3 separate regions of the Homo sapiens genome follow, and regions 1 and 2 are each linked to region 3. A link is a loop called in an ENCODE intact Hi-C map of the cell type or tissue named here. Cell type or tissue: gastrocnemius medialis. All regions are shown on one strand. Links, peaks and the distances in the headings refer to the core of each region. The heading gives the core; the rest is flanking DNA.

Region 1 (10,573 bases), core at 1,903-6,902, 450 kb after region 3:
GCATCCTGACCAGCACACAGCAGGCCCAGTGCCAGGTGCATTTCCTCCCTGCCCTCCTCTCATTTTCACAACAGCCTAGGCCCAGGGGCTGTCCACCTTCTGAATGAGGACACCAAGGGTTGGTGCCCAGCAGGATCTCACAGTTGGTACAGCTAAGGGATAGAGCGGGATTTGGACCTTAGCGTCTCCTCCTCTGGACACTTTCAAGCTAGATTGCTTAAGAGAAATATTTTATTGCCTCTTTTTTTAAAAAAAAGAAGATGAAGATGAAGACGAAGAAGAAGAAGAAGAAGGAGAAGGAGGCCAGGCATGGTGACTCATGCCTATAATCACAGCACTGTGGGAGACTGTGGTGGGTGAATCAGTTGGGGTCAGAAGTTCGAGACCAGCCTGGCCAACATGATGAAACCCCATCTCTACTAAAAATACAAAAAAAAAAAAAAAAAAAAAAAATTAGCCGGGCTTGGTGGCATGCACCTGCAGTCCCAGCTGAGGCAGGAAAATCACTTGAATCCAGGAGGTGGAGGTTTTAGTGAGCCGAGACCTCACCACTGCGCTCCAGCCTGGGTGACAGAGCAAGGCTCCATCTCAAAAAAAAATAAAAATAGCTGGGTGCGGTGGCTCACGCCTGTAATCCCAGCACTTTGGGAGGCTGAAGCAGGCGGATCACCTGAGGTTGAGAGTTCGAGACCAGCCTGAGCAACATGGAGAAAACCCATCTCTACTAAAAATACAAAATTAGCCAGCCGTGGTGGTGCATGCCTGTAATCCCAGCTACTCGTGAGGCTGAGGCAGGAGAATTGCTTGAACCCGGGAGGCGGAGGTTGTGGTGAGCCAAGATTGCGCCACTGCACTCCAGCCTGGGCAATAAGAGCAAAACTCCATCTCAAAAAAATTTAAAAAAAAATGTTATTTGGGTGTGGTGGCACACACCTGTGGTTCCAGCTATTTGGGAGGCTGAGGCAGGAGGATCATGTGAACCCAGGAGGTCGAGGCTGTAATGTGCCATGATTGTGCCACTGCACTACAGCCTAGGCAACAGAGAGAGACCTTGTCTCAGAAAGAAGAAGAAAATTTTTTTATTGCGTTATAATTTATATACCATGCAATTCACACATTTAAAGTGTACAACTGGGGCCAGGCATGGTGGCTCACACCTGTAATCCCAGCACTTTGGGAGGCCGAGGTGGAGGGATCACTAGAGGTCAGGAGTTCGCCACCAGCCTGGCCAACATGGTGAAACCCTATCTCTATTAAAAATACAAAAATTAACTGGGTGTGGTGGCACATGTGGTGTAGTCCCTGCTACTCGGGAGGCTGAGGCAGGAGAATCACTTGAACCTGGGAGGCGAAGGTTGCAGTGAGCCTAGATCGTGCCACTGCACTCCAGCCTGGGTGAGAGAGCGAGACTCCGTCTCGGGGAAAAAAAAAGTGTACAATTTGCTGCGTGAGGTGGCTCATGCCTGTAATCCTGGCACTTTGGGAGGCCGAGGTGGGCTGATCGCTTGAGGACAGGAGTTTGAATCCAGCCTGGGCAACATAGCGAGACCTCATCTCTATTTATTATATAAATAAATAAATAAAGTGTACAAATCTGCCAGGCACAGTGGCTCATGCCTGTAATCTCAGCACTTTGGGAGGCTGAAGTGGGAGGATCCCTTGAGCCCGGGAATTCAAGACCAACCTGAGCAACATTGTGAGACCCTATCTTTACAAAAAATAAGACATTAGCTGGGTATGGTGATGTACACCAGTAGTCCCAGCTCCTCAGGAGGCTGAGGTGGGAGGATTGTTGAATTAATGTTTCAGTGGACGGATTTGATCTCAAACCAGGTTTATGCCCTTAAAGGCACAATGATTCCTTCGGTGGGCACAGCTCCTCCCAGTTGCCAGACTACGTCCATGTTCGTAATGCACGTACTGAAGTATGGGGAGGTGAAGTTCTCCCCAGAGGTGACTCAGCCAGCAAGAAGCAGATCAAGGAGGAGATTCCAGGTCCCTGACATGAAAGCCAGTCCTCTCTCTATAAGCAAAGCTCTCAGGTTTGGGTTGGGTGTTGGGTTCCTGGGTGAGGTAATTCGAACTCAGAGTAGTACTCAGTCAAACTCCTAATAAGATAAAGAAACTCTGAAGACAGGATCATAACTTATAATGGAAATCTCCAGAAAACCTAAAGATTCAGAGGCCCTAATTCCAGCCCACTTGTGTCCAAGGTCATTTAAGACACAAACGTCCAGCCTGAGCCAAGCGTGTTCTCAGTCCACTGCCCTGAGGATTAGGATAGGTGTCATTGTGGAGGCCAGGGGCCAATTGGGAAGTGTCTTCATAGGGTGTCACAATCTTGATGAAGACACTGGGGTCCAAGGATCTTGGTTTACCTGGCCCAAAGAAAAGGTTAAGGTTTTCAGGGTGAGGCTCCTGAAGAAACTTACAAGAGTCTGATACATAAACCAGATTAAGTCCTTAAGACTAAGCTGACCCCAGGGGACAGCTCTGTCACCTTAACAGATTTATCTGCACAGCTGAGCAGTACACTGCACCTCTGAGATCAGACTGGTCAGTCATAGCGTCTGCTCAGGCATGTGGAGTGGGAATGTGGAAAGGTGGAGTGCGATGGCATCAGCCCCCGGTGGCCTGGTGGATCTTTGTACTTCGTGTCTGCTTCCCTTGGGCAATTCTGATTCTCAATGGAGACAACATTGCATAGACTTCAGACCCCAAATGATCTTGGGCTTGAATCCTGGTTCTATCAGGACCAGGGACATCCTAGGCAAGTCGGCCTCTCTGAGACTTGGTTTCCCCATCTGTAAAATGGGAGTAATCAAACCTTTGATTTAAAAATTGGAGGCTTGGCCAGGCACGGTGGCTCATCCCAGCACTTTGGGAGGCCAAGGCGGGTGGATCACAAGGTCAGGAGTTCAAGACCAGCCTGGCCAACATGGTGAAACTCTGTCTCTACTAAAAATACAAAAATTAGCTAGGCATGGTGGCATGTGCCTGTGGTCCCTGCTACTTGGGAGGCTGAGGTGGGTGAATTGCTTGAGTCTAGGAGGTTGAGGCTGCAGTGAGCCGTGATCACACCACTGCGCTCCAGCCTGGGCAACAGAGTGAGACTGCCAAAAAAAAAAAAAGAAAGAAATAAAAGAAAGAAAGAAAGAATAGATTGGAGATTGGCTAGGTGTAGTGGCTCATAACTGCAATCTCAGTGCTTTGGGAGGCCAAGGCAAGAGGATCACCTGAGGCCAGGAGTTTGAGACCATTTTGAGACCGGCCTGGGCAACATAGTGAGATGCTATATTTATTTTAAAATAAAATAAATAAGTAGCCAGGCTTGGTGCCTCACATCTGTAATCCCAGCACTTTGGGAGGCCGAGGCGGGTGGATCACTTGAGGTCAGGAGTTCGAGACCAGCCTGACCAACATGGAGAAATCCCCTCTCTACTAAAAATACAAAATTAGCCGGGAGTGGTGGCACATGCCTGTAATCCCAGCTACTTGGGAGGCTGAGGCAGGAGAATCGCTTGAATCCGGGAGGTGGAGTTTGTAGTGAGCCGAGATTGTGCCATTGCACTCCAGCCTGGGCAACAAGAGCAAAACTCCATCTCAAATAAATAAATAAATAATAGAGATCATGTATATATTGACCAGGCATGGTGACTCATGCCTGTAATCCCAGCACTTTGGGAGGCCAAGGCGGGCAGATCACTTGAGGTCAGGAACTTGAGACCAGCCCGGCCAACATGATGAAACCTCGTCTCTACTAAAAATACAAAAATTAGCTGGGCATGGTGGTGCACGCCTGTAATCCCAGCTATTCAGGAGGTTGAGGAAGGTGAATTGCTTGAACCTGGGCAGCAAAGATTGCAGTGAGCTGAGATCGAGCCGCCACACTCCAGCCTGGGCAACAGAGCAAGATTCCATCTCAAAAAAAAAAAAAAAAAAAGAGAGATTATGTATATAGAGTGATCAGTTGACAGTCAGGTATATTAACAGGCAACTAATTAATGCCAGTTATTATTATTAGTATTATTATTGAGACAGTGTCTTGCTCTGTTGCCCAGGCTGGCGTGCAGTGGGTCAATCATAGCTCAAGCAATCCTCCCACCTAAGCCTCCTGTAGCTGGGACTATAGGCCCACACCACCACGCCCAGCTAAGAAGCTTTGGTTTTAAGATATGCTAACATGGTCAGTTTGATTACAGCCCAGTTCTTGCTTTCCTTTTCAGGCTCAGAAACAACTGATCTAATCTAGTCTTTGTTCTTTTCACCCTCCAAGTTCACCCAAGAGTAAGGGCTCTAGCAGCAAATCATCTGAAATTTAGAGAAGGAGAAAGGTGCCTGAGGCTAGAGGAAGCAGGGGGGCTTCCCAGGAGGTGAAATGCAGCTGGGCCTTGAAATAAAGGGAGGCTTTGATAGATGCCTGGCACAGGGACATAATCTGATAAATTGACAGGACTGTGACTCAGGAGAACTGGCTCTGATCTCAGTTCTATTATTTATTGGTGTTGTGAGCAGTTAAGTCACTTCCCCTCTTTGGGTTTACTAAGGTTCTCCTTCTGACATCCACAGATGGGTGGCTGAGGCCTGAGAGCCTCCTGAAGTCAGTGCAAAATGTGTCTGAGCATTTTTCTGGCAGAGTGTTCCCAGCTTTCATCAGATTCTCTAGGGGCTCTGACCTCACCAACTTGCAGACTGCTACAGTGACTCAGCAGCTCCCGGCCTGCCCCACTGCCCTGCTGCTGCTGACTCACCAGCTCATGCAAGGCCTTCTTGGCAGCTCCTGCTCTCCCCAAGAGAGCAGCTGATGGGGGCCGCCTGTCCAATAGGAATAACATCTGGGGACAGAGCTGTGGGGCCAGGCCGCATCCCATGCACTGATCGGCTCTCAGAATAGACTGACTGGGAATCTGATCACCCACAGCCCAGCGGGTGACAGGGCCTCAGGGTGCCGAATGGGACGTGTGTACAAGGAGCCCTGATGGAGCTGTGGGCCCGGCCAGCAATCTGGCTTCCCCGGAGTGGGGACATAACAACGAGCCTCTTGTGTGGCCTTTCCACTCAGCCTGCGTGCTTCATTTCTCTGTCTTCAGCCCTTGGTACAGTGCCTGGTATATACCAGGCACTCAATAAATGTATTGCTAAAAAAATAACAGGACAAAATAAGAAATGCTGTTGAGATGTGAACAGATCCCAGAGGGAGCAGTGAGGAGGAAGTGTCCACCAATTCCTAAAGCATAGCAAATAGCAAAGGTTTCCCTCTGGCAGTATCTGTTTTTTTTTTTTTTTTTTTTTTCTTTTTCTGATATAGAGTCTCACTCTGTCGCTCAGGCTGGAGTATAGTGGCATGATCTCAGCTCAACCTCCATACCACCTCCCCTCCCCGCCCCCACCAGGTTCAAGCGATTCTCCCGCCTCAGCCTTCTAAGCAGCTGGGATTACAGGCGCGTGACACCACGCCCAGCTAATTTTTTGTATTTTTAGTAGAGACGGGGTTTCACCATGTTGGCCAGGCTGGTCTTGAACTCCTGATCTCAAGTCATCCACCTGACTTGGCCTTCCAAAGCGCTGGGATTACAGGCATGATCCACCGTGCCTGGCCTTAAATGGATTTTGAAGGATGAATAAGAGTTTACCAGAGAAAGAGGCAGGGAATAGAATTCGAGGTAGGGGATGGGGGTATTTATAAGGCACATAAATGTGGAGCTGCATAGCTTATTTAGACAATCTTAGAGAATGTGGGCAGAGTAGGTGGAACCATGGGATGGAGGGCAAGGTCGGAAGTTTGAGAGAACAGAGATTGCAAAGCTGGGCTAGGACCAAGGCCTTGTGTTCCGTAAAGCAGGGGTGTCCATTCTGTGGCTTCCCTGAGCCATACTGGAAGAAGAAAAATTGTCTTGGGCAACATATAGAATACACTAACATTAATGATAACTGATGAGCTTAAAAAAAATCACACACAAAAAATCTCATAATGTTTTAAGAAAGTTTATAAATGTGTGTTGGGCTGCATTCAAAGCCGTCCTGGGCTGCATGTGACCTGCAGGCCGTGGGTTGGACAAGCTTGCTATAAAGAAATGGCGGCCTGGCGCAGTGGCTCACGCCTGTAATCCCAGCACTTTGAGGGGCTGAGGCAGGTGGATCACCTGAGGTCAGGAGTTCGAGACCAGCTTGACCAACATGGAGAAACACCCTCTCTACTAAAAATACAAAATTAGCTGGGTGTGGTGGTGCATGCCTGTAATCCCAGCTCCTCAGGAGGCTGAGGCAGGAGAATCGCTTGAACCTGGAAGGTGGAGGTTGCGGTGAGCCGAGATCGTGCCACTGCACTCCAACCTGGGCAACAAGAGCAAAACTCCATCTTAAAAAAAAAAAAAGCAAAAGAAATGGTCAGAGAAGTAGAAGGATGACTGAGAGCAAGCAGAGTATGGTGGTGGAATTCACTATATAGCTTCTTCTTTCAGGACCAAGCCACCCACTGTCTCTCCACCATGGGCTCGTCTGCTGAGGGCTCACAATTGTGCCATCTCCAGGAATTCCCCTCAGCCAACGGAGCCCCTCACCCAAGCTTACACTCCCTCCCCTGGGACATATTATCTTGGGCTTTAAAGGCCCACACCCCTTACCCCAGTTGACAGCCGTTCTGCAGCACCGTCCCTGCAGCGCGGTATGGGCTGAGGCCAATGTAACAACCTTGTCGCAGTTTGGTTTCCCCTATCTTGCTGCCCTCACGGCCTCACAGGTGTGATCCTGAGAACATACCCCAATAAACTCCTGCCTGCTCATCTCAGCCTTAGACTGTGGTTCCCAGGCAACCCCATCTGAGACAGACAGCAAATATGTTAACCCAAGAGCCAACTTTGAAAGCAGAGGAGTACCGAGTTGACAAGGCTTCAGGAGGCAAGGTCTATTGGTGATGTCTGCCATGAATGAGGAAGCAGGCAGTGGGGACGTGTGTGGTGCATATTCAGCATCCCTGTGGAGTGGCACCCTGTCACTGATGCCAAAGGCGGGGGCGGGAGAGGAGGACTTGTAGAAAGGAGAAGCAAACCAACAGTGCCAGAGGTGAAAGGGAACAGAAGGTGCTGGTGGACTTACCAAGAAGGAATTGACTGTCTACTTTCCAGAAGCCATTTGGGGGATCAGTGGGCTGGATTATAGTTGGGAGGGATAGTAGTAGTTATGGTGAGTGTATATGCCATACTGAGTATGGCACTGAAGGGAAGGTGAGAGAAAGCACAGTGGCTTATGTGAAAGTCAAGGTGAAGAAAGATTTCTTTTAGGATGGGAGAGCCTTGGGCATACTTATAGTCTGACAGGGAAAAGTCAGTGTACAGAGGGAGACAGAAGATATAAAAAAGGAAAGGGGCTGGGCACCATGGCTCAAACCTATAATCCCAGCACTTTGGGAGGCTGAGGCGGGCAGATCGCCTGAGATCAGGAGTTCGAGACAAGCCTGGCCAACATGGCAAAACCCCGTCTCTACTAAAAATACAAAAATTAGCCAGGTGTGGTAGTGTGTGCCTGTAATCCCAGCTACCTGGGAGATTGAGGTGGGACAATCGCTTGAACCCAGGAGACGGAGGTTGTAGTGAGCCAAGATCATACCACTTCACTCCAGCCTGGGTGACAGAGTGAGACTCCATCTCAAAAAAAAAAAAAAAAAAAGAAGGGGGCTGGACGCAATGGCTCACACCTGTAATCCCAGCACTGTGGGAGGCAGAGGCAGGTGGATCACTTAAGGTCAGGAGTTTGAGACCAGCCCGGTGAACATGGCGAAATCCTGCCTCTACTAAAAATACAAAAACTAGACAGGTGTGGTGGCACACGCCTGTAGCCCCAGCTACAAAGGAGGCTGAGGCAAGAGAATCATTTGAACCCAGGGGACGGAGGTTGCAATGAGCTGAGATCACACCGCTGCACTCCAGCCTGGGGGACAGAGCAAGGCTCCATCACAAAAAAAAAAAAAAAAAAAAAAAAAAAAAGAGAGAGAAAATAAAGAAAGAACAATTGACAAAGCAAAGTACCAGAGCGGTGATATTAAAAATATTCACCGATGATTCCTGGTGATATAGCAGTTAGGAAATAATTAATTCAACAAAGTGAAGGACGCAGGCATTAAACAACCAAAATAGACAGAATATCAGTCCTGTCCTAAAAGTCACAGGAGCTGATCAGCAAAAGCATAGTAGTGTTTAGTGGCTAAACTTGCAAAGGGGAGGAAAATACACAAAGCCTTGCAAAGAAGAGGAAGGACATCTTCTTAGAGAAAGGGAAGGAGTAAAACAGTAAATGGGTGTGAAATAAATTAAAAATTACATAGGGGCTTGAGCATTGTTAACAAGATTAGGAATGAAGCAGAAAACTGAAGATAACAAAAACTTAATAAAGATAGGAGTTTGTTTACATAAATAAAGCCCGCAAGGGACAGCCTAGAGCAGGTACAATCATCAGGGAGGCAGGCTCCTCTCTTGTTGCTTTGTCATCCTTAAAGAGGCTTCTACCTCATGGTCCAGGATGGATGCTTGAGCTCCTGCCATTATGTCTGCAATCCAGGCAGCGGGCCGAAGAAAGGAGATTGTAGCCAGGGCTGATATTTAGCTGATACATATCAGTAGAACTGTACCAGTAATTAAATTATAAAGAGCAGGGTTGGTGTAATCCAGCACTTTGGGAGGCCGAGGTGGGCAGATCACCTGAGGTCAGGAGTTCAACACCAGCCTGGCGAACATGGTGAAACACCATCTCTACTAAAAACACAAAAATTAGCCGGGCATAGTGGCGCAGGTCTGTAGTCCCAGCTACTCAGGAGGCTGAGGCAGGAGAATTGCTTGAACCCAGGAGGCAGAGGTTGCAGTGAGCCAAGATGGCACCACTGCACTCCAGTCTGAGCGACAGAGCAAGACTCCATCTCAAAATAAAAATAAATAAATAAATAAAAATAAAATAAAATAAAAATAAATAAATTATGAAGGACTTCGTACCAGTTGGTAACACCTGCTAGCCTCCTGCTGCCCACCCCCGCTGCCGGGTCATCCCCAGGAACCATCCACCCCTCCAAGACAGCAGCCTGGCTCAGTTGGGGCCTTCTAGGACATTCCCCCAGCACTATGGCCAGTGTCCTGGCAGTACTAGTTGTTAAATATTTGAATATTTGCACTGGATATATGCCTTCTTTTAAAAAGCAGTACCTAGAAGTCACAAATTGGGCACTTGTTTTTTTAAATCTCATTGGCCACAGTGAAGTCCCGTGGCTGCAAGGGAGGTTGGAATGTGTAGCTTTTATTTTAGGTGGCCATGTGCCCTGCTAGAAATAAGGGGTCTCATTAGTAACTATCAAATCAAGGAGAAGGGGGTGAATGATATTAGAGGGTGTAGCAGACTCTGCCACAGGGGAGGCTAAATAGGTGCTGAGAAGCACAGAGGGCTTGGTGAGCTTGGCTGCACTGTTGAGTGCTCCATCAGTCCAGGGGAGGTGGGGGTATAGGAGGAGAAGTCAGAGGTTGGGAATTGGTGGGTGATGGGAGAGGTGTCCCTGGGACAGCCTGAGCCTGCCTTGAGTGACACCTGAGGTCTCATTCCAGGCACAAGGACAAGTGCAGGCTAGAGGGTCTGAAGCCAGAGGTCTCGAGTAGGAAGATGCTGGAGGGAGAGAACCTGTCATTGTTTGAGACAGGGTGAGGGGTCAAGGGAGGCTTCCAGGGCATTAGGGGGCTCCAGGGTTGCTGTTTAGGGCACTGGAGTGGAGCCTTGGGGCCAAGCAGGTGGGCTGGGCCTCAATGGTAGATATGTCTTATCTCCTTGGCTGTCTTGGCCGGAACTTTCAGTTGTAGAAAAAGTAACAGATGGAGGCCATCTGGGGCCACAGGGAACATCATTATTATTATTTGAGATGGGGTCTTGCTCCGTTGCCCCGGCTGACAAGCAGAGGTGCACCACTGCAGCCTCAACCTCTTGGGCTCAAGCCGTCCTCCCGTCCCATAGCCTCTGGAGTAGCTGGGATCACAGACCTGTGTCGCCACACCTGGCTAATTTTTGCATTTTTTTGTAAAGACAGGGTTTCGTCATGTTGCCCAGGATAGTCTCCAACTCCTGGGCTCAAGTGATCCTCTCACCTTGGCCTCCCAAAGTGCTGGGATTACAGGCATGAGCCACCATGCCCGGCTGGAAAATTATTAAAAGGGTCTGACAGGTGGGGATTTCAAGAGATCTCAGACATGAAAATTGGGGCCTCATGCAGAACTGAGATCCAGAACTGGAAGGCCATTGAGAAACCTTAAGCGTGGCTCACATTTCTAAGGAAAAATATCTTTTCAGTTCCTTGAAGACTTGAGCTCCCAGAGGGTGGTAGTGGAAGGGATTTTCTTTTCTCTTTTAAAATTTCCTATATTAATTTTGTTTTTTAAAAATTGCAATGTGGACATTTCCATGAGTGAAATAATGCAAGATGAGTTAATCCAAAGTCAGAATTTCCCCCCTACTTCCAATTCTCTGTTCCCCTCCTGGCTGAAATCCTGCACTTGTGGGAGGGAGAGGGACAGGGTGGAGGGCCATGGCTGCCCGTGCATCCTCTCTT
Region 2 (10,573 bases), core at 4,049-9,048, 71 kb after region 3:
TCTGCCCGCCTCAGCCTCCCAAAGCGCTGGGATTATACACCTGGCCTGGCCTAACTCTTTTAAGTGGAAAGTGCACTGTGGCCACAGAGTCAGCAGGGTAGAAAAAGAGACTGCAATAACTCAGAATGGGAGATTGCTTATCTGCAAGAAATTCCCCTTTGCAGTTGGAGGAGGAGTTGATCCCCAGGGTCAAGTGAAGCTGCAGACTTTTGGGACTCAGCCTCTGTTTTCCTATTTGCCTAATGAGGACACTCCTTGGCTGGCAGGGTACCAGATAAGGCTTAACTACAGGTGGTGTCAGGGCCCTGTGCTTTCAGATAGCAAGGCTGCCTTTCTCCTTGATCCTTCATTCTCCTCTTCCAGAATCTTTTCTAGCCCTCGGGATGGATACCTCTGTGTTGAGAGATGCCTTGGGGACAATGTTCTGCCTTCTTCCCGGCTCCTGAGTCAGGTTTCTGGAGGCCATGGAGTCTTATACTCCAGCTGTGGTCTTGGGCTGCTCCTGAGAGTCTGATTTTCCTTTTCATTATCAGGAGTGCAGGCAAAAAGCATTCTCTAGCCTTGAGCATTGGAGCAGGATTACAGAATGAGCCCTGAGTCCTTTCTGGGGAATGACATTGGCCTGGGATGGCAAAGTCCTAGGTTGTCCTCCGATCATTGTGTGTTTATTTTGAAAGCTAAGTCACTCTGACTTTGTAAGATATTACAGATTGACTCTATTTTGGAGACTGCAGAAAGTTAAGTGGGTAGAGTATGACTTGAACAGCCCCCCAAACGTAACCTTTCGGTTTGCTAAACAAATGAAATGTCTGTGTTTGTTGGTTTATCTTCAAATATATGTCTGGAGATTTCTGAGAACAGAGAGGGAGAGAAAGAGTGTGGGAGTCTACTTCAGGCTTTCAGGGCCCAGGGCAAAAGGGAGGAGAAGCCATATGGGGGAAAAACATCTTTCCACAATGTCCATATACTTTAAATGTGATACTTCAGGCTGTCTGTTATCCTGGTTTTGGCTCAGAGCCCAGAAGGAAGGCTCCTTCGATAATTCTTTGCGTGTTTAGGACATATGCCTCTCCCTTAAAGTAAATAAATAACTAAAAATCTGTGAATGCTGTCTGCAGTCACAGCAAAAATACTGCTCACCACCTAGTGGTCTGCAAAAATCACATTTGCTGCATTATACCAGCCGATGGGTCTAACCCTTCCAGGCCCAGCCGAGCCTGCTTTCTAAGTTATTTATTGTGCAAGTTGGGATTCTTGGCCTCTTAGGCGTCCCTGGCTCTTTCTGAAGAATGTGCTTTGGATGGAAAGTGGAGTGTGGTGAACAAGGCTCAGACAATCTGGTTCTTGCTTCCTTCTCCTGAGACTTCTCACCACACCCCCGTTTACGTGCTGTGCTCCATCCACACCAAATGAGCTGCAGTTCCACATGTGTGTTCCAAGGGACCTGGAGTTCCTGACTTTGCACATGCTGTTCCCTGTGCGTGGAACGCTTCTTTGGCATCTTTCCCTTTGTGTGTGGCGCGCTGTCTCTCATCATCATGTTCAAGAGCAGGCTCGCCTTCTCTAGGAAAGGCTCCTTGTCATCTCCTCGGCATTCCCACTCCCAAGTCCTCTTGGCTTCCATGGCAGCCTGTACAGACCAGGGCCATGGCCTTATCCCACGGTATATATTGCACGCGTCTGTTTACTCCTCTGCCTCTTCTATGGGTCCAAGAGGCTTCCAGATCTGACTACATAACTGTCATGTGCAACCCCCCTTTCCCTTAGACCTACTAGACCCCAGGAATGAAGCCAGGATTCTGCATTTTTTATTTTTTTCAGCTTAATTCTGAAGAATGCCAGGTTTGGAAACTATTGCCCTTTTTTTTTTGAGACGGAGTCTCGCTCTTTCGCCCAGGCTGGAGTGCAACAGTGCGATCTCGGCTCATTACAACCTCCGCGTCCCGGGTTCAAGCAATTCTTCTGCCTCAGCCTCCCAAGTAGCTGGGACGACAAGCGTGCGTCACCATGCCCGGCTAATTTTTGTATTTTTAGTAGAGACGGGGTTTCACCATGTTGGCCAGGCTCATCTTGAACTCCTGACCTCGGGTGATCCATCCACCTCGGCCTCCCAAAGTGCTGGGATTACAGGCGTGAGCCACCGTGCCCGGCCTGCCATACCTTTTTATTTCTCTTTCCCTACACATTGCCTGTGTCATAGTAGACCCTCAATAAGTGGTTGACCCTGTTAGTTTCTCTCTGGGGGCCTCTTTTTGTTTTCACTTCCCTCCCTCTCCAGCCTGGTCCAACAATTTGCTTAGCCCCTTACCCCTACCATGCAAGACTTCAACCACCAACTGCTCATTTTTTCCATTCCTCCTGCCAGGCTGCTGGGAGCTGCTGGTGGACTTCCCCAAAGAGTGGTGCTACTGTAAATGCAAGGCCTCTCACTGCAACAGGCCCCTGAATAGGTTTGGCAAGCCTTCTGACCCTGGGACACAGGCAGTAGGCCAACTTGCCTCTCCTTTACTGAGAAAAGAGAGGCCACTGGATGGGAATGCCCCCTCTTCCTGCTGCCCCTCCTACACATTTACCCACAGCAGCACATCCTGTTCTCCCGCCTCACGCCAGCCAGGCTCTGGCTCTCACCTCCTCCCACTTCCTCAGGGATCCGTCCGTCAATTATCCCCTTTTTCTTTTCTTTCTTTCTTTTTTTTTTTTTGAGACGGAGTTTCACTCTTGTTGCCCAGGCTGGAGTGCAATGGCGCGATCTCAGCTCACCGCAACCTCCGCCTCCCAGGTTCAAGCGATTCTCCTGTCTCAGCCCCCCGAGTATCTGGGATTACAGGCACCTGCCACCATGCCTGGCTAATTTTTGTACTTTTAGTAGAGATGGGGTTTCGCCATGTTGGCCAGGCTGGTCTCGAACTCCTGACCTCAGGTGATCCACCTGCCTCGGCCTCCCAAAGTGCTTGGATTACAGGTGTAAGCCACCGTGCCTGGCCAATTATCCCCTTTTTCTTTGACCTCTCCCATTGTAAAAGAAAAAAACGAGCTCTTTGCTATGCATTCTCCTTTAACTGTCCCCCTCTCAGTCCCTCAGTTTTTGCTTCCCCTTCCCGTTGAACTTCTGGAAAGTGTTGCCTGGATTTAGCCCCACTTTCCCCTCCTCCCCTCACTCTTCCCCCACAGCATTCTGGCTCTGTCTCTGCTACCCAGAGATGGCTGCTCTTAAGACAAGGTCACCAGCCAGGCACGGTGACCTTGTAATCCCAGCACTTTGGGAGGCCAGGGCGGGAGGATTGCTTGAGCTCAGGAGTCTGAGACCAGCCTGGGCAACATGGCAAAACCGTGTCTCTACCAAAAACACAAAATTAGCCAGGTGTGGTGGCATGCATCTGTAGTCTCAGCTAATCAGGAGACTGAGATGGGAGGATTGCTTGAGCCTGGGAGGGCGAGGTTACAGTGAGCTGTGATCTCATGCCACTGCACTCCAACCTGGGTGGCAGAGTGAGATGTTGTCTCCAAAAAAAAAAAAAAAAAAAAGTCACCAACAGTCTCCATGGTAAGATCCCAACAGCAGGCAGGGAGTGGTGGCTCACATCTATAATCCTAGCACTTTGGGAAGCCAAGACGGGTGGATCACCCGAGGTAAGGAGTTAGAGACTAGCCTGGCCAACATGGCGAAACTCCGTCTCTACTAAAAACACAAAAATTAGCTGGGCATGGTGGCGGGCGCCTGTAGTCTCAGCTACTCAGGAGGCTGAAGCAGGAGAATTGCTTGAACCCAGGAGGCGGAGGTTGCAGTAAGCCTTCTCCATCCCTTGTCTCAATTGCTTGGCTGCACCATATACTGCTGTTTGCAGCCTTCTTCTCAAAATGTGCTTTCCCCTTGGTTTCTGTGACGCCGTATTCCTTGTTCCATGTCTCTCTGGGGACTTCCTGCCAGTTGCTTTCCTGGATCTTCCTACTTTGCCTGTCCCTTATATGTCTGCATGCCCTGAGGATCCCTCCCTGGTGTGATTCTCTCCTCACTCCATGGGCTGTCTCCCTGGACAATCTATCCACTCTCCACCTTTGTCTTAATAAACACCTCCAGGCTGCTGAGTCTCAAATCTAACTCCAGCCCAGCTCACTCTCCAGACTATAGACCGGTGGAGTCACTTGCCTTTTGAACAACTCTGTAGCCTGCTTCCCTCTCTGTACCCCATCTCAGTGAATGGTACCACTAGTCCCTCAGCTCCTGACACAAGAAAACTTGGGTGTCCTCTCTGAGTTATCCAAGTTCCACCAGTCACTGAATCCTGTATATGACTTTTTTTTTTTTTTTTTTTTGAGTCTCGCTCTGGCCCAGGCTGGAGTGCAATGGCGCAATCTCGGCTCACTGCAACCTCTGACTCCCGGGTTCAAGCGATTTTCCTGCCTCAGCCTCCTGAATAGCTGGGAGTATAGGTGCCCACCACCATGCCCGGCTAATTTTTCTCTTTTTTGTAGATATGGGGTTTCACCATGTTGGCCAGGCTGGTCTCGAACTTCCTGGTCTCATGTGATTTGCCCCCCTTCATCTCCCAAAGTGCTGGGATTACAGGCATGAGCCATCATGCCAGCCTTTTTTTTTTTTTGAGACAGGGTCTCGCTCTGTCACCCGGGCAATAGCACGATCATAACTTACCGCAGCCTTGAGCTCCTGGGCTCAAGCACTCCTCCTGCCTTGGTCTCTGGAGTAGCTAGAACTACAGGTGTGTGCCAACATGCATGGCTAATCTGTAATTTTTTTTTAGAGGTGGGGGTCTTGCTATGTTGGCCAGGCTGGTCTTAACTCCTGGCCTCAAGCGATCCTCCCACTTGGGCCTCCCAAAGTGTGGGATTACAGGTGTGAGCCACTACCCGCTGCCACTTCTCAAATCAAGTCCATCCTCTGTCTCCACATCTTTTTTTTTTTTTTTTTTTTGAGACAGTCTCACTCTGTCGCCCAGGCTGGAGTGCAATGGCATGATCTTGGCTCACTGCAACCTCTGCCTCCTGGGTTCAAGTGATTCTCCTGCCTCAGCCTCCTGGGTAGCTGGGATTACAGGCACCCACCATCATGCCCGGCTAATTTTTGTATTTTTGTAGAGATGGAGTTTCAACATGTTGGCCAGGCTGGTCTCAAATTCCTGACCTCAGGTGATCCGCCCACCTCGGCCTCCCAAAGTACTGGGATTACAGGCATGAGCCACTGCGCCCAGTCATATCCACACCTTTAATTTGGCCTATAGTCATCTCTTACCTGGACGACCTCAAAGGCTTCCTAAGGAATCTGGCTCTCGCCACCACCAATTCTCCACTATTCCCTCCAAGTAAATTATCTGAAGTATAACCAGATCTTGTCATGCTCCTGCCTCAAGCTCATCAGTGGTTCCCCACTGTCCTCTGGTTGAAGTTCAGATTCCTTAGCAAAGCCCACGAGTCCTACCCTCTGCCTTATTCTTGCCCTTATCACCTATGAATCAATCATAACGAACCACCCGCAGCCCCACAAAAGCAAGATGCCCTTTCCCACCCTTGGGCCTCTGCAAATTGTATTCCCTCCACCTATAAAGTTCTTCCTTCCCACCCCACTTACTTTTTCTTCAGGTCTCAGCCTAAACCTCATCCTTCATTAAAGCCTTCTCTGATGCCTGGCCCAGCTGGATTAGTTGTCTCTGCTATGGGATTGTCCAGCACCTCATGCTTTCCCCATCAGAGCAATTATTACACTTAAAATGACCTTTCTGTTCCTCTTAATATTTATTTATAAACTTCTTGAGGTTGATGACTGGGTCTTGTTTTACAGCATATCCTTAGCATCTAGCAGACACTAGACACACAGTGCTAGCGTCTGCTGAAAGAATGACAGACATTTGGAAAGGAACATCCTCTCTATTGCTGTAACAAATTGTATGTTGTTTCATTACCTGCTCTAAACAGGTTTTTTTTGGTTTTCTTTTGTTTTTTTTTTGAGACGGAGTCTCACTGTCACCCAGGTTGGAATGCAGTGGTGCGGTCTTGGCTCACTGCAACCTCCACCTCCCAGGTTCTAGAGATTCTCCTGCCTCAGCCTCCTGGGTGGTTGGGATTACAGGCGTGTGCCACTGCACCCAGCTATTTTTTTTTTTTTTTTTTCTGAGACAGTGTCTTACTCTGTTGCGCAGGCTGGAGTGCAGTGGCATGATCTTGGCTCACTGCAACCTCTGTTTCCTGGGTTCTAGAGATTCTCCCACCTCAGCCTCCCGAGTAGTTGGGATTACAGGCGTGCACCACCACACCAGCTAATTTTTGTACTTTTACTAGAAATAGGGTTTTGCCATGTTGGCCAGGCTGGTCTCCTGACCTCAGGTGATCTGCCCACCTCGGCCTCCCAAAGTCCTGGGGTTATGGGCGTGAGCCACCGCACCTGGCCCCACCTAATTTTTGTATTTTTATTAGGGATGGGGTTTCACTATGTTGGCTAGGCTGGCCTGGAACTCCTGACCTCAGGTGATCTGCCCGCCTTGGCCTCCCAAAATGCTGGGATTACAGGTGTGAGCCACTGTGCCTGGCCTCTAAACAGCTTATATTATAAAAAGAAACAGGCTGATTTGGGAAAACAACTCCTCCTTGGGAAACTTGACAGACACGAGAAATTAGAGTAACTGTGAGGTGAGATTAGCTCGTGGTTGCTGACATGTGAACCTACCACCAGGCCCAGGGCAGGAGCCCATGAGGACGGCAGGGAACCACCAGTGCCCTTTGCCTTGGCTCATCGCGTAGATGGGATCACATGAGATATGACTGCTTTGGAACGGCTTCCATTTGTTCCACAGCCTCCACCTGTCAGGGTGACGTTATAGGCACTCTGGGCTGAGATCTGGGTGATAGTCTTGGCTCTGCCCATTAACTATCTGAATTACCTCAGGGATTACTCCACTATGGATTTTGCCCTAGAAATAGCTAGTAGTTTCTTTTATTTATTCATTTATTTTGAGACAGAGTCTCACTCTGTCACCCAGGCTTGAGTGCAGTGGCGCGATCTTGGCTTACTGCAATCTCCCTCCCAGGTTCAAGCCATTCTCCTGCCTCAGCTTCCCATGAGGCTGGGATTACAGGTACCACCACACCTGGCTAATTTTTGTATTTTTAGTAGAGACAGGGTTTTCCCATGTTGGCCAGGCTGGTCTTGAACTCCTGACCTCAGGTGATCCTCCAGCCTCACCCTCCCAAAGTGCTGGGATTACAGGCGTGAGCCACGGCGCCTGGTTTTGAAATAGCTAGTAGTTTCTAAAACAAAGGTAACACACAAATTCCTATGTCATTCACTCAGGAGAGACCTATGATATACCTACTACATGCCAAGTAGTATCCTAGGTACTGACGATGCAGCAGTAAACCAGACAGACAACGTCCCAACTTCCTATATGTAAATGAGGGGTGAACTAGATGACCTCTAAGGTCTCTTTCAGCTCTGCAATTCTGAGACCCTCTCTTTGACCAGATGCTAATAAATTTATGCACAGAAGGCTAGTGGCAAAGCATCAGCCTCCTTTGATGCAATCTCCATCCCAAACTTAGCTCTGGGAAAACAGGAAAAGATCTGGTATCACTACAGTCTGCCTGTAGCCCAAGCTTTTAACTCTCCCAAGTACCTGTTATTTAAGACTTTTATCTCTTTTGTGAAATGAAAGGCTTGGTTTTGGTTGAACTTTAGGCAATTAAAAGGCCTGGCAAGATATTTTCGGGAAAGTTAGGTGCTTTGGCAAAAGGACAGGGAAAGGCAAAGCAGCCTCCTCTAAGTGTAGTATTTCTTTTCTTTTCTTTTTTTTTTTGAGACGGAGTTTCGCTCTTATTGCCCAGGCTGGAGTGCAATGGCGCGATCTCAGCTCACCGCAACCTCTGCCTCCCGGGTTCAAGCGATTCTCCTGCCTCAGCCTCCTAAGTAGCTGGGATTAGAGGTGTGCGCCACCATGCCCAGCTAATTTTGTATTTATAGTAGAGATGGGGGTTTCTCTGTGTTGGTCAGGCTGGTCTTGAACTCCCGACCTCAGGTGATCTGGCCGCCTTGGCCTCCCAAAGTGCTGGGCTTACAGGCGTGAGCTACCACACCTGGCCTTAAGTGTAGCATTTCTTACACTTGCCCAAAAGGGCGCCAGCTTCTTGAGCAGCTTCCTCCTCTTCCTCTGGATGATAGGAATCTCCCAGCTCTGGCCCCTTCCCTTTACAGAGGTGAAAGTTCTAGCCTTAAGGCCCAAAGTTTCTACCACTTCTGTATCTGGTACTCTGACTGGGAACAGCAGATTCCAGGACTCCCAGCCATGTTGGGGAAGGGGAGCCACAGGCTGCAGGTAAATGGGCAGATAGAGAGAGATCCTTGGGTCAGGAACTTGATTTAGTTTCCAGACACTGTCATTCCGGTGTGTCACCTATGGGATGGCACTAATCAATAACATGTTTGTGTATCAGTGAAAACTCTGGACTTTAAAGCTGATGCTGGATAATTGTGAAGTCAAAATGGGAAATTTTTGTACGACTGTGTAAAACTAGCTATTTTACTGTTGATATCTCATTACGAGACAAAACAGTTATATAGAATTATGTGTCAGATTGATATGAATAATTTTTTTTTTGAGGCACAGTCTCGCTCTGTCGTCCAGGCTAGAGTGCAATGGCTCGATCTTGGCTCACTGCAACCTCTGCCTCCTGGGTTCAAGTGATTCTCCTGCCTCAGCCTCCCGAGTAGCTGGGATTACAGGCATGTGCCACCATGCCCGGCTAATTTTGTATTTTTAGTGGAGATGGGGTTTTTCCACGTTGGTCAGGCTGGTCTCGAACTCCTGACCTCAGGTGATCCGCCTGCCTCAGCCTCCCAAAGTGCTGAGATTACAGGTGTGAGCCACTGTGTCCTGCCCCATATTGAATCTTAAGAGGGTATGCAGAAGCCAACATACAGCTAATTCCTGTTTCTGAAGAAGCTGTTCCTTCCTCATGCTCAAGATCTCTTTTTGCCAAGCCCTGGGAGGGAGGACGGAAGGTAGCGGAAGCCTTATTTTCTCCAGGTAGTTACTTCCTTTTACCATTTAATCAAAAGTTTTAGGATTTTTCCTAATACAATGTGCTGGGTTGGGTTTGGTGGGATGTGGCATAGTGAATCTAAAAGAAGCTGCTTTGGATTCTGGCTGAGTTGAACTTAAATCCAGATTTGGCCATTGACTTAGCTGTGCAGCCTTGGCAAGTGACACTTGCTCTGAGCTTCAAGTTCCTTTTCTATATTAGGGGGTATTACGTATCTTGCTGTGTTATTCAGAGGATTATAATTCATGCCTGTGAGTGACTGGCACAAGAGAAGACAGATGACAGATCAGCAACTGGGACCATCTTTGAGCCCAAAGCATAGTAACAGGCGTTGTGGACGATGCAACATAATGACTGACAAAAAGGTATAGAGAGGGAGGTACTCTCTTTAAAAAATTGTGAGAGTCTTATTCTTGGTAAGACTAAAATAGCAGCTAAGTGATCAATGAGAAAGGTGCTTCAAAAAGCATTTTTGTTTAATGCTAAGATCACTTCAGTTTCCAAGGTCATATAAAGAAACATCCAATTTAGAGAAAAAATTCTGTAATAAGTTCAAATACCAAAGCGTAAAGATGATGTAACACAGTGCCTATGCTGCATGGTTACACAAATGAAACGAGAAAGGTAGTGATTGCTTCTAAATTCTCACTGAAAATCCAATTTAAAGGTTTATTGCAGTCTAGGTATTTTTAATTTTTCCCTTGGTGATTATCAAGATGGTTGATGCTAATAAGTACTATTAAAAAACTAAAATGCTGTCGAATATGGAACTTCTTTTAGTTAAGAATTATTAATATAGAAAATGTGAGTTGGTGGACTGGTACTTCTTGTGCTCTGATTTTTATTTATTTATTTTCTTCTTTTTTTTGAGACAGTTTCGCTCTTGTTGCTCAGGCTGGAGCACACAGGCACGATCTCCACTCACTGCAACCTCCGCCTCCCGGGTTCAAACGATTCTGCTGCCTCAGCCTCCTGAGTAGCTGGGATTACAGGCGCCCGCCACCACGCCTGGCTAATTTTTTTTGTAGTTTTAGTAGAGACAAGGTTTCACCATGTTGGCCAGGCTGGTCTCGAACTCCCGATCTCAGGCAATCCGCCTGCCTCAGCCTCCCAAAGTGCCGGGATTACAGGCGTGAGCCACCACGCCCGGCTTTATTTTTTTTTTTTTGAGACAGAGTCTCGCTCTGTCACCCAGACTAGAGTGCAATGGTGTGATCTCAGCTCACTGCAACCTCCGCCTCCTGGGTTTAAGCGATTCTCATGCCTCAGCCTCCTGAGTAGCTGGGATTACAAGTGTGTGCCACCACACTGAGCTAATTTTTGTATTTTCAATAGAGACTGAGTTTCACCATGTCGGCCAGACTGGTCTTGAACTCCTGACCTCTAGTGATCCACTCACCTCAGCCTCCCCAGGTGCTGGGATTAAAGGTGGGAGCCACTGTGCCCAGTCTCCAATTTGCTTTAGAGGCAATAATGAGATGAATTATCAGGCAACTGGGATCTATTCCAAGTCCGAGATTTTCTTCTG
Region 3 (10,573 bases), core at 2,004-7,003:
CTCACGCTTAAGCGATCCTCCTGCCTCAGCCTCCCTAGTAGCTGGGACTACAGGCATGTGCCACCATGCTCAGCTGATTGATTGATTGATTGATTGATTGAGACAGGGTCTCGGTCTATCGCCCAGGCTGGAGTGCAGTGGCACAGTCTCGCTTGCTGCAACCTTCGCTTCCTGGGCTCAAGTGATCCTCCCACTTCAGCCTCCCAAGTAGATGGGACTACAGGCACTCACCATCATGCTCAGTTAATTTTTAAATCTTTTGTAGAGACGGGGTCTCCCTATATTGCCCAGGGTGGTCTCAAACTCCTGGGCTCAAGTGATTCTCCTGCTTTGGCCTCCCAAAGTGCTGGGATTACAGATGTGAGCCACTGTGGCTGGCCCTAAATTACATTTTTTGAAGGTCCAAAATTCCCATAGCACAGGTAATACTGTCAAGGCCTTAAGCTTGGCTGGACGCGGTGGCTCACGCCTGTAATCCCAGCAATTTGGGAGGCCGAGGCAGGTGGATCATGAGTTCAGGAGATGGAGACCATCCTGGCGACATGGTTAAACCCCATCTCTACTAAAAATAAAAAATATTAGCTAGTTGTGGTGGTAGGTGCCTGTAGTCCCAGCCACTCCGAAGGCTGAGGCAGGAGAATCTCTTGAATCCAGGAAGGGGAGGTTGCAGTGGGCCGAGATTGCGCCACTGCACTCCAGCCTGGGGGACAGAGTGAGACTCCATCTCAGAAAAAAAATAAAAATAAATTAAATAAAAAATAAAAAATCTTAAGCTTTACAGATTTGGAATTCATTAGGTTCAGAATGTTTAAAAAATCAGCCTGGTCAAATTTGAGTATAAACTGGATATGAGATGATATTATGGAACCATTGTTAGTTTTCTCCCATGTGAGAATGGCAATGTGATTATGGAGAGCAGCCTATTCCTAGGAAATTCTCAAGTATGTGACTTCTCAAATGGCTCACCAGGAAAATTTTACACAGATCAAGCAAATGTGGCAAAAACTTAACCAGGCTGGGGCACGGTGGGTGGCTCACGCCTGTAATCCCAGCATTTTGGGAGGCTGAGGTGAGCAGATCACCTGAGGTTGGGAGTTCGAGACCAGCCTGACCAACATGGAGAAACCCCGTCTCTACTAAAAATACAAAATTAGCCGGGTGTGGTGGCACATGCCTGTAGTCCCAGCTACTTGGGAGGCTGAGGCAGGAGAACCGCTTGAACGGGGAGGCAGAGGTTGCGGTGAGCCAAGATCATGCCATTGCACTCCAGCCTGGGCAACAGGAGCCTGGGCAACAGGGCGAAACTCTGTCTCAAAAAAAAAAAAAAAAATCTTACATGGAGAGTAGCTATTTTTACAAAGTTTATTAAGTATTTGTCTGGAAATAATGCTGATCATTGAAAAATCCTTTAAGTTCATGGCCGGGAGAGGACTCGTCTTGGAAACTGGGAGATTTCTACCCTTTTAACTGCTTGGTATCAGATTTAAACACAAATTAAGAAACACATTTTGAAGACCTACTATGAGCAAAGTTACTCTGAGCAAAGCACTGAAACTTCACAGAATGTGTTTTCCCCGTGTCTGTAATCTGATAGCGAGTACAAGGTAGACACTTTTTTTTTTCATTGTGGTTGCTACAAGTTGGATAATGTTCCCTCAAAACTATTATGTTGAATACCTAATCTCCAATACCTCAGAATATGACCTGATTTGGAAATATTTAGATAGGGTCATTACAGATGTCATTAAGTTAAAACGAAGTCAGTAGGGTAGACCCTAACCCAGCGTAACCAGTGTCCTTAAAAAAAAGTGGGGGAATTGGGGGGCTGGGCGCGGTGGCTCATGCCTGTAATCTCAGCACTTTGGGAGGCCGAGGCAGGGGATCACGAGGTCAGGAGTTCAAGACCAGCCTGGCCAAGATGTTGAACCCTCATCTTTACTAAAAATACAAAAATCAGCTGGGTGCGGTGGCAGGTGCCTGTAATCCCAACTACTCAGGAGGCTAAGGCAGGAGAATTGCTTGAACCTGGAGGCAGAGGTTGCAGTGAGCCAAAATCGTGCCACTGCATTCCAGCCTGGGTGACAGAGTGAGACTCCATCTCAATAATAATAATAATAGAAGGAGGAACTTTGGACAGACAGAGAGACACACACACAGGGAGAGGGCCATGTGAAGATAAAGGCAGAGGCTGGGGTGATGCTTCCACCAGCCAAGTCATGCCAGTGATGGCCAGGAAACCTCCAGAGCCAGACCTAAGACATGGAACAGCTTCTCCCTCCCAGCCCTTGGAAGGAACCAATCCTGCTGACACCTTGATCTTGGACTTCTAGCCTCCAGAGCTGCAAGACAATATATTTCTGCTGGTTAAGCCCCCCAGTTTGCAGTAATTTGTTACAGCAGCCCTAGCAAATCAACACAATGGTATAATAACATATACATAACATGTACATTTTAACCATTCTTAAAGTGTAGCATTCACATTGTTGTACCATCATTTTTTTTTTCTTTTTCACTGGAGCAAAATCCAGGGCGGTGGGAAACTTGGAAGCCCTAGTTCCAGATCTGCTTCTGCTGAGCTGAGTGACCTGTTTCACGTGTGCAAGGAGGAGACAGGGCGACGGCTTCCTGCACCGAGGCAGTCACTGCCCATGTGTGGAGAACTTGTAATAGCAGTCATAGCTCTCAACTTACCGAGTGAGTACTGTGTTCCAGGACCATGCTAAGGGCTTTACGTGGCTTATCTCTTTGAGTAACCACAGTAACTTTATCAGGGAGGTATTACTAGTCCCATTTTACAGATGGGGAAATTGAGCCTCAAAGAAGTTAATTGATTTGCTCACTTTTGGCAGGGATTTGAATGCAGGTCTTTTTTTTTTTTTTTTTTTTTTTTTTGAGACAGTCTTGCTCTGTTGCCCAGGTTGGAGTGCAGTGGCGCGATCTCAGCTCACTGCAAGCTCCGCCTCCCGGGTTCACACCACTCTCCTGCCTCAGCCTCCCGAGTAGCTGGAACTACAGGCGCCCGCCACCACACCCAGCTAATTTGTTGTATTTTTAGTAGAGACAGGGTTTCACCATGTTAGCCAGGATGGTCTCGATCTCCTGACCTAGTAATCTGCCCACCTCGGCCTCCCAAGGTGCTGGGATTACAGGCGTGAGCCACCGCGCCCGGCCTTGAATGCAGGTCTTAATTAAGCTGCTCAACTGCCTTCTGGGTCTTTTGGCCACACGGGCCTAGGACAAAATAAAAAGCATAAAGTATTGATCAGATTGAAACGGTTTGTGTTTTCACCCAGTGAGCCAACTGCCTTAAAGCCCCACCATGCACGTCACACAACTAGGCCCCTCTGTCCCTTGCCCCAGAATTCCAGAGAGGGACTCTGAAGAGTCCAGGAATTCCAGATTCAAACCTGGCTTTCCAGGTTTTTCTGAAATTCAGAGGGGAGGTAGAAGATAGAATTTATTTTATATGACAGCTGATTAAGCTTGGCGTACACATTTTGAATATGTACACACCTGGTGTGTGGTTCTCCATTTGTACTCTTGCCTGGGATCCCAATGATTAGGGGCAACCCATTTACCATGGTGCTCCGGAGCCAGCAGCTCTCCAGTGGCTCCCAGCAGTGGGCAGAGCTTGAAAGTCTCTGCATGTAGGAAAAGGGGAAATCCACAGTTGCTCAGCACAGACCAGGCCAGGATCTGCCCACCACCCCTCTCACAGATTTCCACCAAGAGCAGGAAGTAAGGTGGTGCTGCTTAGGGCAATGTCACCCCAGGCACTGGCTCTCCAGCATGGCCTGACTTGGCGCTCCACCCATGCTGGCACTTGCTCCTCAGGGACAGCCAGGGCGCTCTTCCGCTCAGCCCAGATTTTTCTCAATCCTCAAATCACATTTGTGTTCTTTCCCTTCTGCATCCATCTCTCTGTTTCCCAGGATAAAAAAGACTGGAGCAGGTTTGCCGGCCAAGAAGGAGAGACTGAGTTGAAGAGGCAAGACAGAGAAGGGCTGCTGATGGCCAGGGGAAGACGGGGGAGGGCGAGCAAGGGGCAGAGCAGGAGGGGACCGGTTGTTATGCCCATTTCGCTGGTGAAACATGAGAAGCAGACAGGTGACATTCCGGGATCAGGGTCAGGCAGCCAGGATGCTGTGAACATGAGGTGAGGCTGACAGCCGGCCTCGGAGAGGAAAACCACGGGCCAGATTCCAGAAAGACTCCAACAATACTCACCCCACCCGCAAGGCTCCCGCTGATTCAGCACTTCCTGGGTGCCTGCTCTCTGTCCTAACCACAGACCCTATGGAAAAGCCCATATAGAATCTAGAAAGCCCTTAGAGAGGCTATGGATAATTATCTTCTATAGGTCATCATTATCCCCATTCTACAGTGAGGCATCTGATGCCCAGAGAGGTGAAGTCAATTGCCCAAGGTCACACAGTAGCAAGTGATAGATCCCCAGCCCAGGTCGGAGGGAAGAGTGTGTGCTGGCCTGGTTCACAAGTGTGTGCCTCCACCATGAGCACACACGTACATTGAGAAAAACCCACAGAGAACATGTGTGTCGTGCGGGATGAAGGGCCTGGTTCCAGGCAGCAGGGAACAGCTGTGCTGGCAGGAGCGGGTGAGAATGTGTGTGTGAGCAGGGCTTTGACAGCGGCAAACAGCACGTGGGAGTGTGTTGACGGCAGGGTGTGGGTAGCAGTGCCATCACCATGTGTGTTTCTGCTGGCAGCAAAATGTTCTGGTCTGTGTTGATAAACAACAGTTTGGGCAAGAGAGAGGCTACAGCAGGGACGGAAGGGAAGCAGAAGGGAAGCGGGAGGCACTGGGGGTGTTGAAGGTGGGGGTGGGGGCGTGTGCCCAGGGGTGACCGTGGCCCCAGCCTGTAGCTCCCAGAATGAGGGGGGAGCAGGGTGGTGGGCAAGCTGTTGTTTTCTCAGCTGACCTCACTGGACGCACATGTCTGGGTGTGGAGCACTCTGCAAACCACCTGATGCCATAAACATGAAAACAGGAGAGGAGACACCCTGTGAGGAAGAAAGTGTTCTTCCTGGATGCCGGTTGCGCGGATGAGGGTGTAATCAACAGCTGAGGGCAGTGCAAACATGGTGTGATTCCCGTGGCCAGGCGGATTCCTCAAAAGTCAGCTTCTTGGAAAAGGTGGCAACTGGGAGCCCATCATGGCTCCGGACTGTAATCAGAGCCCCCGTGTCTGGCACTCACCTCCTGGCAGACACAGTGCAAGCCTGCAAGGGCATCTGGACCTGGGAATCACCCCATATGAGATTTCCTGGGACTCGGTCCCCAAACCTCATTCCCCCAGCAGGATCTTCCACCAGAATGCCCCTTCCTGCCGCTTACTCTCCATTCACTGAACTCTATGCTACCTCCAAGACCCCCTGTATTTCTCAACTCCTCCTGTGGAAGCCCTCCAGATCACCTTGGAAGGGCCTCAAAACTGTGTTGTTCAGAACTCCGGCTGCTCTTGTTGTCGGTACCCCTCACATAAACCTCACGGTGTGGATGTTGCCTAAACATCTGCTCTGTGCACCGAATCGGACACAATGGGGAGATACAAAGACCCCTAGAGACCCAGGAGCTGCTCTCAAAGACTTTACAGCTCGGTTGGGGTCCATGGAGGGCAAAAACACGAATGAGTGTGTGCTAAGGGTTGAGTGAGGGCTACATCAATGTGGTGGGATGTCAGCGAGGAAGGGGATCACTCCTGGTTTGGAAGGAGGGATCCAGTTAACACAGTAGCGAAAGGGTGCCCCACCCAGTTAGTTTAAGCTCCTTGAGTTCAAGGTCCTTCTGAAGCCAGCACACAGTATCTGCTAAGCCGATGACTGTGGTTCATGACTCAGAGTCTCCTGACCACCCTCTGAAATCTTTGTTCGGGACCTGGAGGCTCTCCTTGGCCTCCCTTCCCTCTGTGGAGCTGGAGGAAGCAAAGCTTGCCTGAGCCAGGCTGATGGAGGAGGCTGGCCTCACTCTTTCCTGTCTGCTGGCAGCAGCTCCTGCCTTCCTGTCAAGGGCCTGTTCCTCCCCAGGCTGGTTATCTGTTCCTGGCTCACTGCCATGTCCTGGCTCTTTTTGTCCACCAGAGTTTGCAGCTCCTGCTCAACCCAAAGGCCAAGGCCAGAGAGAAACCCCTTAGACTGAGGATCCCGCCAGGAAAATCACAGACACCTCCCCCAGGAAGGGCTGGGGGATCTCTCTCATCTTCCTTGGCTAAGAGACAGATCTCTTGGAGAAGTTTAGCAAAACCATGGCCCTTGCTTCTCCTCTTGAAAGTCCTGTCACAAGACAGACCGGCCTTCCCTCATCCTTGGCCTTCATACATATATATATATAAAGTGATCTGCCCGCCTTGGCCTCCCAAAGTTCTGGGATTATAAGTGTGAGCTACAGCACATGGCCTGGGCTTCATATTTTATTTTTATTTTCTGGGACAGGGTCTTATTCTGTCACCCAGGTTGAAGTGCAGTGGCGTGTGATCACGGCGCTCTGCAGCCTCAAACTCCCAGGCTTAAGCAATCCTCCCACCTCAGTCTCCCAAGTAGCTGGAACTACAGGCACATGCCACCACACCTGGCTAATTTTTGTATTTTTTGTAGAGATGGGGTTTCACCATGTTGTCCAGGCTGGTCTCGAACTCCTGGCCTCAATTGATCTGCCTGCCTTGGCCTCCCAAAGTGCTGGGATTACAGGCTGAGCCACCGTGCCTGACCAGCCTTCATATTTTAACAGGACCAACCTTACCACCTCACACAGTGACTGGCTACCTCTGTGTTTTCATGTGAACAATGTCAGACAGGCCCTTACCTCAAAATTTTAGCCACCAGTCCGTCAAGGTGTCGAAATTGCACTAGTAGCCCTAGCTTCGGGAGGCATTTATAAAAATAGAATTTGTACACACTTAAAAATGGTTAAAATGATCAATTTTATGCTATGTATATTTTACCACAAAAAAATCTGGGGGGCCAGATGCAGTGGCTCACGCTTGCAATCCCAGCACTTTGGGAGGCTGGGGCAAGCAAATCACCCAAGGTCGGGAGTCCAAGACCAGCCTGGCTAATATGATGAAATCCCGTCTCTACTAAAAATACAAAAATTAGCCAAATGTTGTGGCAGGCACCTGTAATCCCAGCTACTCAGGAGGCTGAGGCAGGAGAATCACATAAACTCAAGAGGTGGAGGTTGCAGTGAGCCAAGATCATGCCATTGCACTCCAGCCTGGGCAACAAGGGTGAGACTCCATCTCAAAAAAAAAAAAATTTTTTTTTGAAAGGATGTGCTCCAGAAACAATGCTGTGTTTCCAGATGATAGAATTTGGGGTATTTTATATTTTACTTTCATTTTTATATTTTAAAAATATTATTTAATTTTTTAAAACAACTGGGACTATATTATTTGTTATAATCAGAGAGGAAAATGCCAGGCCGGGCATGATGGTCACGCCTGTAATCCCAGCACTTTGGGAGGCCGAGGCAGGCGGATCACTTGAGGTCAGGAGTTTAAGAGCAGCCTGGCCAACATGGCGAAACCCCGCCTCTACTAAAAATACAAAAACTAGGCCAGGCGCAGTGGCTCACACCTGTAATCCTAGCACTTTGGAAGGCCAAGGCTGGCGGATCACTTGAGGTCAGGAATTCAGGACCAGCCTGTCCAATATAGTAAAACTCTGTCTCTACTAAAAATAAAAAAATTAGCTGGGTGTGGTGGTGGGCACCTGTAATCCCAGCTACTCGGGAGGTTGAGGCAGGAGAATTGTTTAAACCCAGGAGGCAGAGGTTGCGGTGAGCAGAGATGGTGCCACTGCACTCCAGCCTGGGTGAGAGTGAGACTCCGTCTCAAAAAAATAAAAAATAAAAAAGGAAAGGAAAATTCCCTTTCTATTTTGAGAAATAAATGCTTTGACTTTTAAACTTTAAAAAAAAAACAAAAAAACCACAATTCAGCCCCCAGAGAGGCAACAACTGAAGTCAGCATCTACCTATCTTCCTAGCTCAGAATATTTTGAAAAGAGTCCCCTCGAGAATACTGAAGAAATGCAGGTTTCTCAGCCCAGATGGCCGAGCAGCCTCCAGTGATTCTGAGGGTAGGTAGGTCTTGGAACCCCAGCCTTGGAAACTCGGGGGCAGAGCTGCCAGAGGAGAGGGGAAGGGATGCTCTAGCCCCTCCAAACTGCTTCTGACCCCCCTCACCAGCCACCTGCATCTGTGGCTGTGGTCAACCACTCCCTCTCAGGGCCAGGGGCCAAGACAAGCTTTGTCCCAGTGTCTTTAAGTTGGAGCCTCCTTGCTTAATAGATGCTTTGGGGAGGCCAGGTGTGGCGGCTCATGCCTGTAATCCCAGGACTTTGGGAGGCCAAGGCAGGTGGATCACCTGAGGTCGGGAGTTCAAGACCAGCCTGACCAAACATGGAGAAACCCCGTCTCTACTAAAAATACAAAATTAGCCAGGCGTGGTGGCACATGCCTGTAATCCCAGCTACTTGGGAGGCTGACGCAGGAGAATTGCTTGAATCTGGGAGGTGGAGGTTGTGGTGAGCCAAGATCATGCCATTGCACTCCAGCCTGGGCAACAAGAGGGAAACTCCACCTCAAAAAAAAAAAAAAAAAAAAGATGCTTTGGGGAAATGGCAAGAATGGCCACCTTGATGGCAGGGTACACCAATCTTGGGGGCTGGAGCAGACCTCTGGAGGTCATTCAGTCCGTTCTCTTGCCTCCAGGCAGCACTGGAATCATCCCAGCTGGACAAGTCTTTATCTTGTTTTGAGCACTTCGGAAGCTGGGCTCTCCACGCCCTTCCTCGGACACTCATTCTGATGTCTAAACATTTCTTGCCAGGAAGTTCTTCTTCAGGTCTAATTCAAACTCCTGATGCTATGAGTTGCCACCCTGTGGCTCTTGTGGTTCTGGCAGGAGACAGGAAAGTACTGCGTGCTTCTTGCCTTCATCTAGGTCTGGAGTCATCAGTGCCTTGAATGTTGATTAAAATCTTAACTTGCTGTGTGATCCTAGGCAAGGCACGACTACCCTTTTAGTCTTAGTTTCCTTGTCTGTAAAGTGAGACCAATGATGCTCATAGTGCAGGAACTGAGAGGATCCAATGAAACCATGAATGTGTGGATGAGGCATAAAGCTCGCTGCTAACCTGAGACTATCATTACTATTCATAAATAAGCACCACCTTCTCCCTGAACCATCGTATAAGACAGTTTCCAATGTGGTGCTATGCAAGATAATTTTAGGTGATACAAGAGCAAGTATTTCTAATTAAAATTTAATGTGATGTGACTGGGCGCGGTGGCTCATGCCTGTAATCCCAGCACTTTGGGAGGCCGAGGTGGGCAGATTACTTGAGGTCAGGAGTTTGAAACCAGCCTGCCTAACTTAGTGAAATGCTGTCTCTACTCAAACAAACAAACAAAAAACATTAGCTGGTGGTGGTGACACGTGCCTGCAATCCCAGCTACTGAGGAGGCTGAAGCAGGATAATCACTTGAACATGGGGGTGCGGGTGGGCGGAGGTTGCAGTGAGCCTGGATCGCACCACTGCACTCCAGCCTGGGCGATAGAGTGAGACTCCATCTCCCCTCCCCCACAAAAAAGCAACCTAACATTGTTTTTTGTTTGTTTTTTTTGTTTTTCTTTTTTTTAAGACGGAGTGTCGCTCTGTCGCCCAGGCTGGAGTGCAGTGGTGCGATCTCAGCTCACTGCAAGCTCCGCCTCCCAGGTTCACGCCATTCTCCTGCCTCAGCCTCCCCAGCAGCTGGGACTACAGGCGCATGCCGCCACGCCCGGCTAATTTGTTGTATATTTTTAGTAGAGATGGGGTTTCATGGTGTTAGCCAGGATGGTCTCGATCTCCTGACCTTGTGGTCCGCCTGCCTCAGCCTCCCAAAGTGCTGGGATTACAGGCGTGAGCCACCGCGCCCGGCCTCCTAACATTGTTTTAAAGAAAAAATATTTGCCGGGTGCGGTGGCTCACGCCTGTAATCCCAGCACTTTGGGAGGCCGAGGCGGGTGGATCACGAGTTCAGGAGTTCGAGACCAGTCTGGCCAATATAGTGAAACCCCATCTCTACTAAAAATACAAAAAATTAGCTGGGCATGGTGACAGGCACCTGTAATCCCAGCTACTAGGGAGGCTGAGGCAGGAGAATTGCTTGAACCCAGGAGGCAGAGGTTGCAGTGAACCAATATCACACCATTGCACTCCAGCCTGGGCAACAGTGCAAGACTCCGTCTCAAAAAAAAGAAAAAATATTGAGTGCATAGCCCTCCAGGTAGCTCTGAGGCTGGGACAGGAATCATGAAGGTGGCTTGAGAAACGCAGGCAGAGTGGGGATGGCAAAGCTAAAAAACAGGAGGCTGCTTCCCAAGAGTGGGCAAGAGAGGCTGAGTAAGGAATGGGATGAGAGGCAAGGACCCTAGAGGAAGCAGGAAGACAACAGGGCAGTGTGGAGCAGGACTGTAGAGTGGCTGAGCAGGTGCAGCCCTCTCTGGGTTCTGGAACAGTCTGTTGTGTAGAGCTGGGCTGTCTCCAGCTCCAGCAAAGCCAGTGGG

The links. Peaks named below come from ENCODE experiments on the same cell type or tissue, not always from the same donor. Only the 100,000 strongest peaks of a DNase experiment are listed, where the experiment ranks them.
Region 1: it touches region 3 in a loop (3-fold over the local background); 3 of 110 quality-filtered maps call a loop at or near these places.
Region 2: it touches region 3 in a loop (8-fold over the local background); 19 of 110 quality-filtered maps call a loop at or near these places.

The regions. Positions count from the first base shown.
Region 1 is chr10:71,854,759-71,865,331 of GRCh38, reverse strand. No RefSeq gene overlaps it. Among named protein-coding and RNA genes, the nearest start is that of PSAP, 8.8 kb to the right of the region's middle. RefSeq lists enhancers at 4,532-4,631, 4,634-4,778, 4,674-4,818, cis regulatory regions at 4,701-4,711, 4,741-4,751, 4,075-5,094 and a silencer at 5,243-5,477. In gastrocnemius medialis, for the core only: no CTCF peak of the experiment used is centred there; DNase peaks (open chromatin) are centred at 2,291, 3,701 and 4,761; H3K4me3 peaks cover 298 bases; H3K27ac peaks cover 4,505 bases.
Region 2 is chr10:72,234,791-72,245,363 of GRCh38, reverse strand. ANAPC16 (anaphase promoting complex subunit 16) reads right to left here. Exons shown (of 4, transcript NM_173473.4): 4 at 9,504-10,573. Among named protein-coding and RNA genes, the nearest start is that of ASCC1, 24 kb to the right of the region's middle. In gastrocnemius medialis, for the core only: no CTCF peak of the experiment used is centred there; DNase peaks (open chromatin) are centred at 5,743, 6,743, 7,193 and 8,173; H3K27ac peaks cover 5,000 bases.
Region 3 is chr10:72,304,014-72,314,586 of GRCh38, reverse strand. No RefSeq gene overlaps it. Among named protein-coding and RNA genes, the nearest start is that of DDIT4, 35 kb to the right of the region's middle. RefSeq lists an enhancer at 3,421-4,406. In gastrocnemius medialis, for the core only: no CTCF peak of the experiment used is centred there; DNase peaks (open chromatin) are centred at 4,126, 4,636, 5,046, 5,876 and 2 weaker places; H3K4me3 peaks cover 749 bases; H3K27ac peaks cover 5,000 bases.